Linked DNA regions of Mus musculus: region 1 is linked to region 2. A link is a loop called in an ENCODE intact Hi-C map of the cell type or tissue named here. Cell type or tissue: heart. All regions are shown on one strand.

What was found. A loop is a pair of places that touch in the nucleus more often than their neighbours do. Peaks named below come from ENCODE experiments on the same cell type or tissue, not always from the same donor. Only the 100,000 strongest peaks of a DNase experiment are listed, where the experiment ranks them.
Region 1: it touches region 2 in a loop (21-fold over the local background); 3 of 42 quality-filtered maps call a loop at or near these places.

The regions. Positions count from the first base shown.
Region 1 is chr12:78,809,981-78,817,980 of GRCm38, reverse strand. Mpp5 (membrane protein, palmitoylated 5 (MAGUK p55 subfamily member 5)) reads right to left here. Exons shown (of 15, transcript NM_019579.3): 5 at 663-740; 6 at 210-356. Among named protein-coding and RNA genes, the nearest start is that of Atp6v1d, 48 kb to the left of the region's middle. In heart, a CTCF peak has its summit at 3,310; no DNase peak of the experiment used is centred here.
Region 2 is chr12:78,052,902-78,060,901 of GRCm38, reverse strand. No RefSeq gene overlaps it. Among named protein-coding and RNA genes, the nearest start is that of Gm6657, 140 kb to the left of the region's middle. In heart, a CTCF peak has its summit at 4,724 (motif pointing left); no DNase peak of the experiment used is centred here; H3K27me3 peaks cover 938 bases.

The sequences.
Region 1 (8,000 bases), 760 kb before region 2:
TTTAAGTTATGAGAAAAGGTAATGAAATTAGTTTTTCAACCTAATAAGGGTTTTGAGCAAGAGCATATTACAATTGTAACAAATTGCTGTAACAATTGTAACAACTCACAAAGAGAAAACTCTCCAGGAACATAATGGGATCTTCAACTGTACACCATATGAGGTCTTTGCATAGAAAACAATCTTAGATCAGACATGAGAACACTTACCAATGGAATATCCCGAGCCTTTTCTATACGAACTATTTTTACAGTTTCTCCCCCGTAATGGCCGATACTTTCATAAACTCTCTCATCTGTAATGGGCTCTAGCTGCATTTCCTGCTCAGCAACCTTATCATGGGCCAGTAAAAGTGCCTGTTTCAAAGAAACCCACCGTATGAAAAGTAAGACCACAATTTATTTCTGTATAGTTTGCTCATGCACATAGTATTACAATCAAGTCTGTAAGGGCCTAAAACATGACAAATATGTAAGGGACTTTTGCCCAGTTTTTAAAAATAAGCTATTTTAAAACATACTTTGTATAGTTTTACATATGGAATGTATAACCCAGCAATAATTACTCTGCTTTCTGCATGACTAGGTCTCTTCCAAGACTAAGAGACTATGATTTAAAAAAAACAAATACTGGAAACAAACAACATTCTGTCCTTTTTCTACCTGAATATGTGGAGCATTCAACAAGGCAGTTAGTTCTTGTCCTTCCTTCTGATGGACTGGCTTTAAGACAGTTTGTACCTAAAGAAATAAAAAAAAATTTTTTTTCCTGGTTCATAAGAATTAGCAGTAGTATCTATACAGGAGAATATTTTTAAATGAGAATAAAATGGCAAAAAACCCTCAAGAGTAAAGAAAAACACTAAAGAAACATGAAGAAAAAAAATCCTTTCCCAGAGATCTTTAAAAAGAACATTCCTTTTTTTTTTTTAAAGCATACTTCAAATATCATGGTATTTACAACTACAAATGAACTGTTTCACTTTTGAAATTTCCTTCTAACACAGTATAAAATCTACTATAATAATTACATGACAGGATATATGCCCCACTCAGTAGTTATTATGCTACTTTAGAGATTTAAATCCTATGTTTCAAATACTATTAAAAATCTGAGATGAAAATTTAAAGTTATAGATTTACAAGATAAATGTAATGTTGGACAATGTGTTCTCAGGATAAACTCCCACAGTTATGATACATTTTTCAGGCCCCTGTGTCTTTCTTTCCTCATGGGCAGGCTGGTGTCCACTGTGTAAAGCCCTTCAAAGGCTGACCAGATGACTTCAATCTGAGTCTGCACTTGTGATCTTTCCTAACACTGCTGGATGGCTTAACTAATGTACTATAGGTATTGTCTACTTTAAAAGATTAATGTCATATTATCTACTCTTTCCATTAAGAAATTTAAGTACTCTTTCCTGTTTCCTTGCTTTTAACTACATGAACAAAAAATTAAGTCCACTTATTTGCAATTTTCAATCTTCTACCAATGAATACTGAGGTAGACATGTTCCTCTGCACACAATCTTCTACCAATGAATATTGAGGTAGATATGTTCCTCTGCACACTACTTTCTCCCAAAGATTATACTGTGTACTCTTACTGTTTATGCCTCTTTTTGCCCTTGTGCCTCCAAACCCCCACTCCAAAATGGTACACTGCAATAAAGTAAATAACAAAACAAAAATTGTCAAATTAATGAAAATATAAGTGTACCAATGATTAAAACAGGAATTCTATATTCTTTATGGTTATTTTATTAGCAGTTCTCCAATTAAACCTTTAGGATGATAAAATGAGGACCAATTTTGACCAAAACAAGCATACCAAATCAATGATAAAGTCTGAAGAGATGGGTCCATAGTTCAGAGCTCTTGCTGTTCTTATAAAAAGATTGAAGTTTGATTCCCAGAGCCCATAGCAGACAGATTACAACCTCCTGTAACTCCAAATCTAGTGGAGCTGATGCCTTCTGGTTCCTGTAAGTGCATGCATGCACATGTGCATGTGCACACACACACGCGCGCACACACACACACGCACGTACACACAAACATACACAAACATAAAATAAAATAAAAAAAACCCAACCTACTAGGACAGTGCTTGGTGCCTTTAATCCCCTCATTCCATAGGCAAGAGCATCTCTGTGAGTTCCAGATAAGACAGGGCTAACCATTAAAACACTGTCTAATAAACAAAACATAGTACTGAAACTACTCTGTCCTCCAGTTTTGGTACCTAAAAACTTTAGGTAAGTGAAAGCTGATTTTAAAGACACTGCTTTCCTTTTGAAACTTCATGAAAACTACTCAAAGTTAATTTGAAATCTATAATCCCTGACCAAATACTTTTTGACTGCTGGAGAAAGCAACTCGGAGAGGGACAGTTTTGAATTATTAAAAAAAAAAAAAAAGAAATCAAGACTTTATAAAAGCTACAATTGGGAGGGGGGATAAAATATGGAGTGTAAAAAAAATAAAAAAGGCTACAATCAACTCAGTAATATTTTATGTAAGACACTTTTTTTCTGTTTATATTTTTAAGTCAGTTCCTAGGCATCTCTAAAATCTTAAAAAAAAAAAGCAGAACTCTGATAAATACTCATTTCTGTAGCAGCAGGCATAGACATTATCTATGCTAGTGTCCGAGAACTTCACTTACAAAGCCAAGGGAATTTAAAGACTGTTCTTATATGTGACCTGCCTCCTCCCACTGCCCAATGAAAACAGACTTGACCACCCATTTCATTAAAAACAGAGAAATGGCCAATGACCACACAAAAATAGTGTCAGCAATCATGATGGAAAGGCAAATTAAAACAAGACACCACCACACCACATATCTGAGAGTCAGTAGCCAAAAAGCTGACAAGATGGTTCAGTAGGTAAAGGCACTTGCCAACAGCCTGAAAACAACCCCTGTTCATTTCCCAGAATCCACATGGTTGAAGAAGGGAACTGACTCTTCAAAGTTTTCTTCTGACCTACATCCTCACACCACAGCATGCACATACTCACATGCACACACTCACACTATGCAATAAACAAGTGTAAGAACAATTAAAAATGGATCAGTAATAGCAAACAGCCAATGTCTCACGATAGAAATGACACGACACATTGTCACACAGTCTACTACTCAGAAAGCATCACTGGGACTGGGACCTGGAGGACTGGTCACATGCCCATCATTTGTGAAGTGTTGCTTTAATTTGATACATTCACAGAAGAAATGAACCTTAAGATTAGACTGAGCAGAGGAAATCAGATGCTGCCATGGTTTGAATGTGAAGTGTCCCCATAGGCTTATGTTGGAACATCTGATCCTCCAGGTGGTGCTGTTAGTTTTGTGAGGCCTAACTGGAGGAAGTGGGCTGCTGATGGCTTATGTGTGTGCATATGCCATGGGTTATAACTTCCAGCATCTCTATGTTTCCTAATTGCCAAGGCAATGTAGCCTGCTGCCCTACATTCCTTCTGCCACAGTGAGCTGTCCCAATGCCATGCCTTCACAGCCAGAATAAGCTATGTCTTCCCCCAATCTGTGAGCCCAAACAAATCATCCCCATTCAAGTTGCTTCTTATCAGGTATTTTGCCACACTGACAAGAAAAATAATTAATGCAGACACAAAAGAGCAGATGTTGCCTATTTATTTGACATGTTCATAAATGGCAAATTAGTAAAACAGAAACCAGGTTTGCAAATGACAAAAGGGGCTAAAGAAGAGGTGGTTACTCTCTTCAGGACTGTAAGTGAGCTTTGTGGATGGAGGATATTTTAGTAACTTGACAGTGGATGGTAGATTTCATAGGTGCATACACAGATATTTACATTGAGCCAATAACAAAACACCCATTTTTAGTAATTGCAAACTATATCTCAATAAAGCTGGACACACTCTACGTATATAACTTTTTCTCAGTATCACCCGAAATTAGTTACAGGAACTCTTGTTTCATACCCAAAGCTAAGGTCACTTAAGTCTCTTCTACAAAAGGGCAGAGTATGTGCATATAATTAACATACCTTTCCATCCATATACTTTAAAATTTTTCCTACTTATACCTAACGTGTAATAGTTGTACTGTATTTTTTAGGGAATAACAAGGGGAAAAAGTCTGTTCAGTAGAGATTTAGATTCTTTTAGCAAACTAGGCTGAATCTGAGGCTATAAAGTGCAATGATAACGAAGGACAATTATACATCATTTTGTTTGTTTTTGTATCAGGCCAGGGACTGAATCCAGAGCCTTAAAATGCTAGGCAAGAAGTCAGGGGGGCTGGAGAGATGGCTCAGCGGTTAAGAGCACACTGTCTGCTCTTCTAAAGGTCTTGAGTTCAATTCTCAGCAACCACATGGTAGCTCATGACCATCTGTAATGAGGTCTGATGCCCTCTTCTGGTATGTCTGAAGGGAGCAATGGTGATGTACTCATATGCATAAAGTAAATAAATTTTTAAAAAAAGAAGTCAGATACCAAACTCCATCCTTATCCCTGGGGGAATATCTCTTACACCTTTTACCAAAATGAAATCATATTGTTCAAATTGGTTTATGAAAGTATTATATAACTTTTGATTTGTGATTTTCAACTGTAAAACAGAAATATGACCACTGTAATCCTCATCATCTGTCTCTCAGTCATCTATAGGATCAAGTCTAAGCTCCTTAGCATTAAATATCACCTGATTCTTTCTTCTTTCCCAGCCCTGGCATTATTTATGCCCACAGGGTTCACCACTAAACCACTGCTCTGCACATATGACATATGTCCCCCTCAATCACTGTGCTCATGCTACTACAGCCCCCCCCCACACACACACACAGACACACACACACACATCAAATTTTAGAAAGTATTGCCGGGCGTGGTGGCACATGTCTTTAATCCCAGCAGAGGCAGGTGGATTTCTGAGTTTGAAGCCAGCCTGGTCTACAAAGTGAGTTCCAGGACAGTCAGGGATACACAGAGAAACCCTGTCTCGAGAAAAAAAAAAAAAGTATCAAATTCTATTTCTTGACATGTTGGTTTATATTTTACTTCAATGTTTTTAGATAAGCAAAAGCTTATTTAATGAAATTCAAGTTATAAACCTTTTCTTTAAAAAATATTTTAATAACCACAAAAATTGCTTGTTTATGTCTTCGATCATCAAAGATTTAATCTGAATCTTAATATTTTGAAGCTTTTTAAGGCCTTAATACTCATCTTTTGTAGTAAATGTTTGAGAATTTGTTCACATTATTTTGGCAGTACTAGGAATGCAATCCTAATACTATGTGCCATCTTCAGTCCTTAACTGATACATATAAGTATTTACTTTTTAATATATTTATTTCCTCTGTGTGTGTTAAATCATATGTGGGTACATACATGCCATAGCATGCATGTGACCAGAGGACAAATTTCAGGAGTTGAGTCTTTCAACTGTGTTTGTTTCAGAGATCAAATTCAGGATATCAGGCTTGGTGGAAAGTGTCTTTTACGTCCTTAGCCATTTCACCAGCACTTAACTTACATTGTCAGCTATAAAAACAAGAAACACTTCTTAATGTTTCACTAAATTTGTTAAGATTTCTCACTTATGTTGATTCCCATTTAAAAGTGGCATGAGTAGAGAGTGGAAGATGGCTCAGTGTTAACAGCACCGTTGCTCTTGGAGAGGACTGTGCTTTGGTTCCCAGCACCCATGCTGGGCAGCACATAACCACGTTACTCCAGCTGCAGGGACTAATTCTCTTTTCTGACCTCTACAAGTATCTGCAAGCATGTATGCATGCACACACAAATACACATAAATAAAAAGAAAAAAATAAAATCTTAAAGGTACAATTAAAAAGCATGAGATAATTTCTTGTATGTATGTATGTATATATGTATGTACTTTTGGTTCCTGAAACATAGTTTTACGAGACATGATCCCAGGCTAGTCTGAAATAAGTCCATCTTGGCTTTGGATTCCCTTTTGGTCCTCCTGCTTTCACCTCCTGAGTGCTGAGATTGCAGGTGTCTATCATTACTCCCAGAAAAATTCTGCTTTTATTTATTTTACTATTTTTGTGGTGCCAGGGGTTTTATCCAGGGGTTGCAGTGCTACACAAATGCGTTACCAATAAGCTACATCCTCAGCCAAAGTTATTCTAAATAAAACTGCCTGGTGGTAGTACACACCTTTCATCTTAGTACTAGGGAAACAGAGAGAGGTAAGCAGATCTCTGAGTTCAAGGCCAACCTGGTCAAAGTAATGCTATTTCAATCTCTGTTTTTGTTTTTTTTTTTTTTCTTTCCGGAGACAGGGTTTCTCTGTGTAGCCCTGGCTGTCCTGGAACTCACTCTGTAGATCAGGCTAGCCTCAAACTCAGAAATCCACCTGCCTCTGCCGCCCAAGTGCTGTGATTAAAGGTGTGTGCCTAAATTACCTTAAGTAAATAAATAAATAAAAAAGCTAAAGAAATGGATTTTTTAAATTAAAAACAAAACAAAACAAAACAAAACAAAACAAAACCCTGGAAATTCGTATTTCCTCATTGCTGGGGATTGAACCTACGGCTGCAAATATGGTAGACACATGCTAGAACATCAAACTATACCCAGTGCTCAACAATTCCTTCAATGAAAAGAATACCACACAATTAATTTCAACAGTGAAAGGTGAGCTCCAGAGCCATGAGCTGGTGGCACACGCCTTTAATCCTTGCACTAGCAAGGCAGAGGCAGGCGACTCTCTGAGTTTGAGGCCAGCCTGGTCTACAGAGTGAGCTTTAAGAGTGTCAGGGCTACACAGAGAAACCCTGTCTTGAAAAACAAACAAACAAACAAACAAACAAACAAACAAGAAAGAAAAAGGGGAGGGGAGATACCTCAAGAAATAAGTAGTCCACCAGTTCTTTGAGACTCTGGTAGATGGCCAGTTTCCTTTCTAAAAACATGTCCAGAGGTTACTCTGCCCTGGGCAACACTAGATTGCTCTGTCACGCTATGAAAACTTCGCCATCTTACGAATTTCAACAAGGAAAACACCTCCCTTAGGGACACTATGCTCAAATATAAAGTATCTTCTAATTTAATGTATAGCCTTGGAAATTATACTCTCTCCGAGTTCCTTTTCTATCTTTATATGGATTCAATGAAATACATCTATTTGATAAATTTTCAGAATTATTTTTGTAAGGTTAAAATAACATAAAATTTTGTAATCATGACAATGTATGTCCCCAAATCTGAGCTTGTGTACAACACTTTAAAATTTTCAACTTGAAAGATGCTTGCAGATATATTAAATCCTGAACAGCAACTAGAAACTGAATCTGGAATTTAAAAGTAGCATGTTAACAAAAAGAAACTTTTATACAACAGTAAAACTGCAAAATCTGGGCTGGGGAGATGGTTTAATAGTTAAGAGCACAGGTTCCTCTTCTAGAGGACCTGAGTTAGACTGCCAGCACCCATACTGCAGTTAACAACTACATGTATGTAACTCTAATCCTAGGGGAACAGACAACCTCTGGCCTCTATGAGCACTGCATTCATGAGGTGTACAGACATACATGGAGGCACAACACATATATACATTAAAAAATAATAAAAATTAATAATCTGCAACATTTATACCATTTTCATAACTAAGATCCATAAACTATCAACAAACAATATATCTTAAAGAGTTATATATTTATAATCTCTAATTATTAGAGATCATCGTTTTACATGAGTTTATAATGCATAATGGTTAACTTAATAAAACCATACTAGATGCATTAAGATCGAAACATTGGTTACTATACAAACTTATTTTATATATAAAATTAACTTCATAATCAGTGCTCTAGCTAGATCATAAAAAAATTTCAGCACATATGCATGAAGCATTTTTTTCCCACTTCTCATTACAGTGTATTAGCAGGTGACCACTACCAATGACCTCAGACAATAATCACATCAGTCTCTGCAACAGTCCACTTTTATGACTAATAACTACTTTGAAGATGTCAA
Region 2 (8,000 bases):
GAGGGGTTGATATACCCAGTGTTCTTCTATTGGAGAACACAAATGTTTTTTTCTCCTCTCCCAGCACATGTAAGTGAAAATTCAGTTGTTAACTTTTATCCTAGTAGCAAAGTTTTCATTCATCCATTTTTTAAAAAATACCACAAAATAAAACATAATAAGATAAGAGAAAAACAATCACTTTGGAATTGAACAAGACAGACCAACAGAAAATGGGGTATCTCTATTACCCCCCCCCTTTAGAACTCAGGAAACTCCTCAGAAGAGGAGGCAGAAAGAGTGTGAGGGCCAGAGGGAAAGGAGGAAACCAAGAAACAAGACCCCCATAATCAACATGAGAAAGTTCATATGAAGTCACAGAGGCTGGAGCAGTGTGCGTGGGGCTGCACGGGGCTGCATGGGGCTGCACAGGGCTGCACGGGGCTGCACCAGCGCCTCTGAACTTACATTACGGCATCCAGGCATTCAGTTTAGTGTTTTTATGGGATTCCTGCATGAGAGAACAAGTAGGTCTCTCATTCTTGTGCCTTCTCTTGGGCTCTGTCCCTTCTGTTGATGTAAGTATTTTTAGATGTACACTTTGCAATTAATTTTTCTGTTTCTTCTCCTGCTCTCCTTTCTCCCTGTGTGTTTATGTATGCACGCACACCCACGTGGAGGCCAGGGATTTATGCTGGGTGTCTTCCTCCTCAGTTGCTCTCCACTTCGCTTATTGAGACAGAGTCTCCCTGAGCCCAGAGTTTGCTAATTAGGCTAGACTGGCTGGCCAGCAAGCTCTAGGGATCCTCCCACCTCCACCTTCATAGTGGCTGGCTTTTATGTGGGTGCTGGGAATCCAGCTCATGTGTCAGGCTTGTGTGGCAAGCACTTTACTGACGAGTCACATCCCCAGCCCCTAATTTTTCTATTTGTGGATGCAAGCGAAATTGTATTGCAGGGACACATTTCAGTGTAGACAATTTAAATGGGCAAAAGCAGAGCCGTGTTTCCCTTTAGTCTTCACATTTGTTGTGTATTAAAATCTTCTGTTCCCCCTCCCCTCTACCTCCTGCCAGAGATATGTTGGGATTCTAAACCCTGTATCTCAGAACATGTTCTTATTTGGAGAGAATTTCTACAGAAATAACTAAATTGAAAGGAGCTCACTGGGGTGAGCCCCAACCCGATATGATTAATAAAAAGGGGGAGTCTGGACATGGCCATACACACAGGGAAATCACGAGATGTAGACAGAGGAGAGTAATGGTTCTGTAAACCAAATATTGATAAGCCAAATAATGTGGAGGATTGCCGTTGAACTACAAGGAGCTAGAGAGGGAGTCTGAAAGCCTCTCTCTCTCTCTCTCTCTGCAACTTAAAACCAACTTTTTTGGTGTCTTCATCGATAGCTCCTAGCCCCCAGCACTCTGAGATAGTAACATTTAAGTTGTATAATGGGAAACGGAGCTCGAGTAACTAACACTCAGGGTTTTTTCTTTCTTTTTACTCATGGTGATAAATAAGCTTACCCTTGCCAGTTCAGAACAAATTTAGGAGTCTTTAGTTAAACTCAGTCTTTTTTATTTTTTTTTAAATAAGCCTTTAGCCCATTTGGGCTTTCCTCTTCTCCCTCTCCCCTCGACAGACTGTATCTGCAGGCAGAGGTGTCTGGTCACACTCCTCTCTGCTGGTCTGTCTCCACACACTCTGTCTGTATTGCTAGTGTCTATTCCATATACAGTCAGCTTGATGGATTTAACTGTTTTACCTCGTTTTAAACATGAGGCTTTCTGGACAGTGGTGGCATGCACCTTTAATCCCAGCACTTGGAAGGTAGAGGTTAATGGATCTCTGTGAGTTTGAGGCCAGCCTGGTCTACAGAGAGAGAGAGTTCTAGGACAGCCAGGGCTACATAGTGAGACCCTTAAGACAAAAGAAAAACATCAAGTGAAAAGGTTTTCATACCATGGAGTGGTATGACTTATTAAAGAATAAAGGAGTTTTACTTTCACTGAACAATTCCCAAAGCATATTAAATTCTGTAACATGAACGGTTTCATTATAGTTTGGGCTGTAAATGTGTGGGAAAGGCTCACATGCTAATGGCTTGGTTACCAACTTCTTATTGCATTCCTGGGAAGTGGTTGGGACTGTTGGGTGGTAGAGTCAGGTAGAAGTAGAAGGAAGTTGGGTTTTCTGGGATGGGTCAGTGAAGGGGCTACTGAGGCCGTGGATACCTCATGCCCTTCTCTGTACCTCCCAGCCACCATGCTGTATAAAGCTTTGATCACCATATATGTCTGCCATAGGCCCAAAGTGACAGGGCCAAGTGATTATGAGTAGAAACCTCTACAATGAGTCCAAGAGATCTTCCTCCTTTCACCTTGATTGTCTCAGGTATTTTGTTATAGTAAGGGAAAGCTGACATGGTCTCATTCTGTTTTTACAGAATCTCTGTTCCTGACTTTCACTTTGTGTGCTCATGTGTGTGTGTCCACATGTACCTGTGTATGTATGTGTGTGTGCATGCACATGCATGTGTGTGTGTGTAACTGTGTGTGTGTCCACGTGTACCTGTGTATGTATGTGTGTGTGCATGTGTACGTGTGTGTGTGTGTGTAACTGTGTGTGTGTGCATGTGTGTGTGTGTGTGTGTGTGTGTGTGTGTGTAGATGCAAAGACCACAGAAAATCTCAGGCACATATCATGCATTAGCAGTGCCATCCACAGAAGACAGATAATTTAGGTGGTATGAACTGATAAAAAGGGGACTTTGTTTTTTCTTAAATTCTCTTTTTGGGAAGTACTGTCTAAAATATTAATAGAGTTGTATTAATGAATTCTTACAGTTTAATAAGTAAAACTATAAACCAAACCTCAACAAACATCACCATCATGCTGTGATGGCCTGCCTGTCTATCTTCTTTCCCAGCACCTCTGAAGCAGCCTGTTCACACATTTCTTAGTCTGAAAAGGACCTGGCATACATGAAGACTTTCTCTGAATTCTCCTTATTTTCCCCTGTAGAAATATTGTCAAACTTTAATGAATAAATAGAAGACCAGAAAGTATGGCTCTTGATTGCCCTCCAGACCAAAGTCTACGCTGTCACAGAGGCCTCTGGCAATCCAGAAGGAATCAAGTTGAATCAAGTAACAAGAGAGATCAATATCCTTTTCATGTTAAACTGCCCTGACGCCCTCCATTATGGGATTCACTGCACGGAGGATCGATCCATTTCTCTTCTGGTAGACCACGAGGGCTCTAAAATTTTCATTTGTATATATTAATTTTTAGGAGAGAATTTCACTTTATGGAGCTATTTTCTCTGTGTGTATCACCAGTGGATTAATAGAGTCCCGGAGCCCCTTGTGTCGGAGCTTCACTTCTGCATACTAAGTAAACAATCTTGAAGGAATAGTCCTTGGGTCAGGACAAGGATAATAATGGTCATTAATAACCATCACTCATTACATGGTTCTTTCCCTGAGCTCTTCTGACCTACCCCTTCATAAATGCTTTTTAATGTACCGTGCACAGTCCTGTCTCTGCTTCCCCTCCCAGCCAGACACACACTTGGAGGGAGGTTAATTGCTCTTGTCTTCATGAGTCCTGACCTGTGTGACATCCCTGGATCACCACTTCCACCTCTGGGGAAGAGGCTAATGGTCACCTAGCAAGCTGCTTGGGACACAGAGTAGTGGAATCTAATTACTGGCTCTTGTGGTTGGACCCAGGAGCAAGTCTTTATTAACAGGATGGGCCAAGTCTTCTCCCAGTATGAGTGCTAACTACCTTCTGCAAGCTATTGTTATTTTGAAAACCCTAAGGAAATTATACCTTAATTTGAGTTAAGATGCTCCCAGTTAACTCTCTCTAGTCCCTTATCTGGTTCTTATTGGTATGAAACCGACTTCATCCAGATGCAATCAAATTAATTCCCTGTTTTGTCCAGAACTCAGATTATTTAGGTAGCCACAGTACCCAGTGTCAGATTGTCTGTCCCCTCTGTGGGGGTTCCTGCCTCCCACCCTCACAGAGTCTCTACACACACAAGCAAGCAATCATCTTTCTAAGCAATTGGAGCAGATTACCCGTTTTCTGCTTTTAGAAGATGATAACCTTGAATACCTTGAGACACAAATTCCTGTATCACTTCTTTTTTTTTTTAAAGTTGGTGGTGAAATCATTAGAAGAAAGAGCCAGTGGAGTTGATGGTGAAAATTATAATTATAGTTGAGACTTGAAGCAGCATTTAGAGTCACTGTTAATATAACTTTAGCCCTCTGGCTTCGTTGTGTTCCTATAAGGCCCATCAATGTTTGTTTTACCAGAAGGTAAGTTGTTTATTCCCTGGGACCCCTGGAAAACAGCATCGTTATGTTGTGAACACATAGATACATATTCTGGCCAAATATATAACCTTTCTATCTCGAATCTTTCAGGCAGACTCCCTCCCCGCCCCCCCCCCCCCGTGAGGGGAGGAACTAAAATTTAAAAGTGCCTTATCTGACAAATGATTAGGAAATTATTCTTCTTAAAGAAAATGGATGCCAAAACAAATCAGTTCCCTAAAGTGACATGAAATCTCCTCAAGCTGCATCTGGGAATATTAATAAATGAAGAGATGCCTCTGCCTACATACAGCTCATCACCTTGGTACCCCCCACCTCCCGTGCCCCCCAGCCCTGCAGGAAACAGAGTGCTGGAGCTTTGGGATTAGAGGTTAAAGCCTGCCATCTTGCGGCGACATTCTTGAATTACACTGGCACTTTGTACCTTTCTCGGACCATAGCGGCTGTTGGAATTAGGTATGCCTGGCACTCACTCCCGACTGCCCCGAACCCCCATGCATCTGAATTTGGGGCGTGCTTATTCTTTGAGGGGTATCAAGAACTCTGTAACTGAGAAACGCCAGGATATCTGTGCCCTATCACTCTAAGGTTACATCCCAGTGGCTGCCAGGATGGTGTTCTATGGTAGCACCCCCTCTAGCCCTTCTGACGCTGAAAAACTGCACCACTTGGAATGGCTACAACCTCCTCCAGTTTTAGACACATGAGTACTTTCCTGAAGAAGACCTCTGCTGAGCAGGAAAGCTTTGGGCTTGTAAGCCAAACCACCTTTTCCAGGTACCTGTAGCAATCATATTGGGAGGCACAGTGAAGCAACCAACTCCTGAGGCACATACAAACATTGGATGCTCAGATATCAGAATTCATGATACCTGCTGCTGGTTGGGGAGTTTTCCTCTGACCTAGACTAATGAGAAAGACATAAAAGCGTCTTTAAAGGATGCCATCTGTCTTGTGCTGTTGAAGGTTGGAGAACATTTGCAGAGATGCCTTCTTAAGGAGTACTGGTCTGAACGAGATGGCTTCCCCCCTGTGATGGTTTGTATATGCTTGAGCCAGTGAGTGGCATGGTTAGAAGGTGTGACCCTGTTGGAGTAGGTGTATCACTGTGGGTGTAGGCTAAAAATTCCTCACCCTAGCTGCCTGGAAGTGAGTCTTCCACTAGCAGCCTTCAGATGAAGATGTAGAACTCTCAGCTTTGCCTGCACTGTGCCTGCCTGCCTGCCTGCCTAGAAGTTGCCATCCATGGTCCCACCTTTATGATAATGGACTCAACCTCTGAACCTGTAAGCCAGCCCCAATTAAATATTGTCTTTTATACGACTTTCCCTGGTCATGGTGTCTGCTCACAGCAGAAAAATCCTAACTAAGACACCCCCACTCCCATGCTGCTTCTCCCCTCAGTGTGTTCAGGGTTGGGAAATCAAGGCAAAGGTCATGGTTCTTCTGGGCTTGGTCTGTCTGGGGGTCGGAGTGGAGAGGACAGGGAGTAAGGCTTCCTGAGACAGCTTTTGGGAGAAGAGAAGCTTGAGGAGGCTAAGTACTTCACATGTTTTCAGAGACAGCTGCAGACTTCAGTTTTCCATCTGGAATCTGGATTGGTAGAGTGGGGCAGCCTCCAAAGATGCTAGCACAGCAGGTGTGTGTGTGTGCTCTATCAGAAGGGGTGCACAACATTCAGTTTGGGATCCCTCTTTCTTCTTTTAGTGGCATCTGCTTTGTGGTCTAGTTAAGGACAGAAATCACCTTGGAGGGAGACATTGCTTATTCTTTAAAGAATACTTGAGTAGCTCCCTTGGTTATGTAACTGTCATCTGAGTAGACTTTCTGGTCCCCAGAGAAGGACATAAGAAGACACACTGGACTGTGAGTTGATGAGTTGGCTAGGTCTCTCATCTGGGAGGAGGAATGAGTAATGCAGAACCATGTGGAGGGCCATGTGTTGAACATAATTCCTTAGTTAAAAATGATAACCATTAATTCTCCTTAGATTTACTAACTACTACTCATCTTTCCCTGAACCCCAATCTTACCTTGCTCACACACTCCCATTTCTTGCCTCATTTCACCAACAACTTTTGGATCATCCACTTTGTAAGAAGAGATCTTACCATTAGATAAGCCTGTCCTTCAGGTTGTTCTAATGGTCTTCTCCTAGGTTGTGGTGTTTGTTGCTAAAGCATATTTCTCCAAAAGGTAAAAATGAGACTCTTACACAAATAGAAAAGAGGCATACCAAGAGGTTTTGTGACTTATTAACTCATGAAGAGGCCAGCAAGACTTGGAATGCAGGACAGAAGAAAGTCTGAGGGCTACATATAGATACTCAGGTATCTGTAGTGAGTGTGCTAATGGATGCAGATTGGGTACCTTCCCAAGAAACAACAAAAGATAGTGCCAGGGATTGTGATTTCTATCAACTATTTTGATGGGGGAAAAACCGTATTCACAGCGCTTGATCCAGTTACTTTTATATTGTTGTCAAGAGACACGATGGCCAAGGCAACTTATAATGAGGCTCACAGTTCCCAAGAGTTAGAATCCATGATCATCATTGCGAGGAGCAAGACAGCAGGCAAGCCGGCACAGTGTTGGTATCTAAGAGCTTACATCCTGATCTGAAAGTTGGAGGTAGAAAGAGAGCTACTTGGAATGACATGGGTTTTTGAAACCTCAAAGCCCAACCCCAGTGACACACCTTCTCCAAAAAAGCCATACCCTGAGCACATACTAGCAGCTTGACAACACATCTAAAAGCTCTAGAAAAGAAGGAAGCAAATTCACCCAAGAGGAGTAGACGGCAGGAAATAATCAAACTCAGGGGTGAAATCAACCAAGTGGAAACAAGAAGAACTATTCAAAGAATTAACCAAATGAGGAGTTGGTTCTTTGAGAAAATCAACAAGAAAGATAAACCCTTAGCTAGACTTACTAAAGGGCACAGGGAAAAAATCCTAATTAACAAAATCAGAAATGAAAAGGGAGACATAACAACAGATCCTGAAGAAATCCAAAACACCATCAGATCCGTCTACAAAAGGCTATACTCAACAAAACTGGAAAACCTGGACGAAATGGACAAATTTCTGGACAGATACCAGGTACCAAAGTTGAGTCAGGATCAAGTTGACCATCTAAACAGTCCCATATCACCTAAAGAAATAGAAGCAGTTATTAATAGTCTCCCAGCCAAAAAAAAGCCCAGGACCAGACGGGTTTAGTGCAGAGTTCTATCAGACCTTCAAAGAAGATCTAATTCCAGTTCTGCACAAACTATTTCACAAAATAGAAGTAGAAGGTACTCTACCCAACTCATTTTATGAAGCCACAATTACTCTGATACCTAAACCACAGAAAGACTCAACAAAGATAGAGAACTTCAGACCAATTTCTCTTATGAATATCGATGCAAAAATCCTCAATGAAATTCTTGCTAACCGAATCCAAGAACATATTAAAGCAATTATCCATCCTGACCAAGTAGGTTTTATTCCAGGAATGCAGGGATGGTTTAATATACGAAAATCCATCAATGTAATCCATTATATAAACAAACTCAAAGACAAAAACCACATGATCATCTCGTTAGATGCAGAAAAAGCATTTGACAAGATCCAACACCCATTCATGATAAAAGTTTTGGAAAGATCAGGAATTCAAGGCCCA